2 separate regions of the Homo sapiens genome follow, and region 1 is linked to region 2. Evidence: read pairs that join two places in POLR2A ChIA-PET (ENCODE). Cell type or tissue: PC-9. All regions are shown on one strand.

Region 1 (2,500 bases), 80 kb before region 2:
TTTCCCAATAGTTAAAAATATGTACATACATTTTAGGCCAGGCTTGGTGGCTCACGCCTGTAATCCCAGCACTTTGGGAGGCTGAGGTGGGTGGATCACCTGAGGTCAGGAGTTCGAGACCAGCCTGGCCAACATGGTGAAACCCAGTCTCTAATAAAATACAAAAATTTGCCGGGCATGGTGGTGTGTGCCTGTAATCCCAGCTACTCGGGAGGCTGAGGCAGGAGAATCACTTGAACCCAGGAGGCAGAGGTTGCAGTGAGCTGAGATCACACCACTGCACTCCAGCCTGGGTGACGGAGCAAGACCTTGTCTCTAAAGAAGAAAAAAGCTATTTTAACAAAACAAATCTGAAGTGCTTTTCCTATCAGAAACACTAACATCAGAGAGACCATAGCTACCCAGAGTAGGGGTTCTGGTACACTCAAACAAAACCTTGGTGATCTGAGTCCTCTCTTACTCTTACTTCTCATATTCAGTCTGATCCCAACCCAGATTTTTCTTTCTATGTCTCTCATATGCCTGTGTTCCTTTCTGTGGTGAGATATGAGTCTGAAGAAATCATGGTGGAAGGCAAGGAGGGGCAAGTCACATCTTACGTGGATGGTGGCAGTCAAAAAAAAACTTGCACAGGGAAACTGCCATTTTTAAAAGCATCGAATCTCCTAAGACTCATTCACTATCATGAGAACAGTGCAGGAAAGACCCACCCCCCGTGATTCAATCATCTCCCACTGGGCTCCTCCCATGACAAGTGGGAACTGTGGGAGTTACAATTCAAGATGAGATCTGGGTGGAGACACAGCCAAATCATGTCACCAGCATTCCTCCTGTTTCAAGGTCTGCTTCCTGATGTAACTACTTGGACAGAATATGCACACCTCCACAAGGACAAGCAGCTGATGGTTGGCAGGGCATAGTTTGAAGCCATTACTACTCAAGGATCATTCTTCCAAAGGAAACACAGTCTACAGAAATGCAGCTCTACCTGCATCAGTTTTTTATTCCTGCACAGAATACATTAGCCTTTAGAGCCACGATTCTGAGAAATAATCCTGACACCCCCTCACTGGATTAAACCAGTTCCCCTTGTCCTCGGAGACCCTAAAAGCTAAGAAAAAGTTCACTGAGATACTGGCCATGCAGAATGGAAGATGGTTATGCCTCAGTATACCCCTTCCTTATTAACCTTTAACCAGAATTCTTTCCTAAGGAGTAAGCAGAAACCAGCTCTGGAAAACAAGAAATGAATGACTCATTCCTTTATTGCTGTTAGCCAGTCATCGCAGGCCATGACTGGATGTTTTGCAATTTCTGTACCACAACTGACCAGCATTTCTTCTTAACAAGAGACCTTCAACCATGGGGGGGGTACTGGTTGATCTATGGAAGATGCACAGTGAGGGTTTTCCTGTCCTCTGCTTCACATGTTGACATCAGAGAGCTAAAAACTCCACCCTTAGGTCATGGTGACACTGCTATTTTTTGAACCTGCGATCCATGAAGAGGCCTAAAGCTCAATTGTGCATATGCATGTTTCTCCTTTCATAAACATTCATGATGCCTCATATAGCTTATTAAATATATCTATTTGGGTACCCCATCCAGCATAAATTCCTGTTCCTTTTACCCCTCCCTTGAAGCACTGTGTCTTCATGTCCACTGGAAGCTCCGCTTCCTCCTACGGGTTTTGGTACCTTTAGGAATAAAGCTCTCTATTTTAAATTTATAGAATATTGTTACTTTTGTGGTCCACAGTTCCTCAAGATCTCCATTAAGATGTCAGAGTCTTAGTGTCGAGTTGTGGAAATGAGAAACACACAGAGACAGTTGCTGCCATCATTAGCCACCTGCCAGCATCTGTCCTCACACTCTGCCTTCCTGTTTCTGTAGCAGAATTACCCATACCCTTATCTAAAGCTGTTCTTTCATCTGTACACTGGAGCTCAACCCTTGTCACCTACTCAAGGGTATCATTCCAGTAATTCTCTCTTCTCTCTTTCAACACTCTCAGGTTTTTCCTCTATTAGACTTGTTCCCAGCAGCATACAAATTTGCTCATGGGTCTGCCTTCTTAAAAAACACCAACACCGGCCAGGCATGGTGGCTCACGCCTGTAACCCCAACACTTTGAGAGGCCAAGGCAGGTAGATCACTTGAGGTCAGGAGTTCAAGACCAGCCTGGCCAACATGGTAAATCCCCATCTCTACTTCAAATACAAAAATTAGCCAGGCGTGGTGGTGCATGCCTGTAATCCCAGCTATTCAGGAGGCTGAGGCACAAGAATTGCTTGAAACCAGGAGGTGGACGTTGCAGTGAGCCAAGATCGCGCCACTGCACTCCAGCCTGCGTGACAGAGCAAGGCTCTGTCTCAAAAAAAAAAAAAAAAAAAAAAAGGAAGGAAAAAGGATGTATCACCTTTGCTATTATGATCACCACGCCTGGGCAACAGAGCAAGGCACCATGTCAAGGAAAAAAAAAAAAAAAAAAACAGGCCAG
Region 2 (2,500 bases):
TCTTTATATGAACATATTCTTTAAACGCTGCCTGCAGTTACATTAATATAGCTCTGTCACATCAATCCTTTTTTGGAAAGGTGTGGGATAAAAATAAATATATTGAGTCTTAATAAACCTGTTAGGTCACTGTAATTTATGGTCAAATAACTTTTCATTTGCTTTAGTTGTGGATTTTAGAATATATTTTAGTCTTTATGTTGTGCTATCAATTTTTTGTCCCATTATTTTAGCCCGTTCATACCTTTTTTTCAAAAATTGTGGTAAAAGACATATAACAGAATTTTCCATCTTAACCATTTGTAAGTGTAGAGTTCAGTAGTGTTAAGTACATTCTTTTTTTTCTTTTAAACGATTGGCTCCTCAAAGCTGAACACTCACAATGTTGTGCAGCCAATCTACAGAACTCTTTTCATCTTATAAAATTGAAACCCTGTATCCATTAAGCACTAACTCCTCATTTCTCCCTCCCCCCAGTTCCCGGTAACTGTCATTCTACTTTGTTTTATGAATTTGACTTCTTTAGATACCTCACATAAGTGAAATCGTGCTGTATTTGTACTTTTGGGGTTTTTTTTTTGTTGTTGTTATTTACTGTTATTTATTTCTCTTTTTACTTGACTGTAGGCCACCAAGTTACGTATTTGTACTTTTGTGCCTGGTTTATATTACTTAAATGACCTCAGCATGTCTATTCATGTTGTATGTGGCAGGATTTCCTTCCTTTTTAGGACTGAATAATCCATTGTGTGTGCTTATGTATTTTTGAATCATAGTTTGTTATTTAACATACTAGTCATACTCTCTTGGTTTTGCAATGATCTATGAATTTTATAAGCAGGATTTTTTTTTTTTTTTTTTTAAAGCATGAGTTCTTGAGCATCTTTCCTAACCATTGGACTGTTATTTCTTTGTTCTGGCAGTAAACATAATGACAATATTCTTACAAGTGCAAGGCATTCTTTCATATTTCTTTTTCATTATATATTCCTTTTTTCTTATCTATACAGGTAGGGAGACAGGCAGTGTGGTAGGAAGAATGTGGTCTGGTTCACATCCTAGCTCTAGTTCTGGCACTTATTAGCTGTATAACTGGAGGCAAATTATTTAATCTTGTACCTGAGTTTTCTTTGCTTTTCTCAACTAGAAAATGACATTAATGGTAACTGCCTTGACAGGTTATTTTGAAGAGTAAACAAGATTGTATGTATAAAGTGCCTTGCCCGGTAATTAGCTTTAGTATCTGAGCTTGTTAGAGAGCAGCTTCTGTGTCCACGTTGGTTATTTAGATACCATCGCATTTTCCTCAGTCATTTTGTATCGCCTTAGCTGACTTGGCGGAAGGTCAGCAGGGAGGAAGTACTTACTATTCTTCTTAACTTTTGTTTCCTTAAGAATTTCTTTAAAGAGGCATAAATATCTTCCCTAAGAACTTTTACATTTTCATATTTGAATCATGCCTTTCTTCAGACCTGTAACCCCATGAGAGAAAATGATCAGAATATAAAGATTTGTCAATTAATTCTTATAGTCTTTTGTTTAATAAAGAAAATTATTTTTAAGAGATAGCGTCTTACTCTGGCCCAGGCCAGAGTACAGTGGAGCCATCCTAGTTTACTGCGCCCTTCAACTCCTGGGCTCAAGCCATCCTCCTGTCTCAGCCTCCTGAGTAGCTGAGATGATAGGTGCACCACCACGCCCAGCTAATTAAAATTTTTTGTTGTTGGTAGAGACAGGGTCTCACTTTGTTGCCCAAGCTGGTCTCAAATTCCTGGCCTCAAGCTCCTCCCATCTTGGCCTCTCAATGTGTTGGGTTTACAGGTGTGAACCACCGTGCCTGGCCAGTAAAATTATTAAGTGAATAGAAACATTCGTTAAATTATTTAAATGTTTGCCTGTGAGCAAGAGAGATTTTTTAGACCTTTCAGGAACATGTGGGAAACAATATCATCCAACTCAGAGTAAATTCAGTTACCAGTATTTTTTGGAATTCTAAAGTTCAGTAGCAAACATGCTTCAGATTTGTTGCTTTAAAGGCCTAAAAGTAAATTTTATGCATCCTTTTTTCCCCCTTGACTAGACTGCAGCGAGGCAAGAAACAACAGATTGAAAATGGTAGTGGAGCAGAAGATAATGGTGACAGTTCACACTGCAGTAATGCATCCACACATAGCAATCAGGAAGCAGGCCCTAGTAACAAACGGACCAAAACATCTGATGATTCTGGGCTAGAGCTTGATAATAACAATGCAGCAATGGCAATTGATCCAGTAATGGATGGTGCTAGTGAAATTGAATTAGTATTCAGGCCTCATCCCACACTTATGGAAAAAGATGACAGTGCACAGACGAGGTAAGTGTGTGGATTAGTTTCAGATTATCTAAATTCAGAATGTTTAATTTGGAGGTAAAAGGCAGTCTTGTATAAGAAGTAGGAGCAATATTTGTCATCCCATTGATTGCAGGGGTTCAGTTACTAGCTGCCTAGATTGTTGTTTTC

What was found. Peaks named below come from ENCODE experiments on the same cell type or tissue, not always from the same donor. Only the 100,000 strongest peaks of a DNase experiment are listed, where the experiment ranks them.
Region 1: POLR2A ChIA-PET joins it to region 2 with 5 read pairs; 2 of 35 experiments call an interaction of 5 or more read pairs at or near these places.

Annotation. Positions count from the first base shown.
Region 1 is chr1:185,016,207-185,018,706 of GRCh38, forward strand. No RefSeq gene overlaps it. Among named protein-coding and RNA genes, the nearest start is that of LINC01633, 16 kb to the left of the region's middle. RefSeq lists an enhancer at 584-1,783. In PC-9, no CTCF peak of the experiment used is centred here; DNase peaks (open chromatin) are centred at 815 and 1,315; H3K27ac peaks cover 2,307 bases.
Region 2 is chr1:185,095,992-185,098,491 of GRCh38, forward strand. It overlaps RNF2 (ring finger protein 2), which reads left to right. Exons shown (of 7, transcript NM_007212.4): 5 at 2,081-2,353. Among named protein-coding and RNA genes, the nearest start is that of RNF2, 52 kb to the left of the region's middle. In PC-9, no CTCF peak of the experiment used is centred here; no DNase peak of the experiment used is centred here.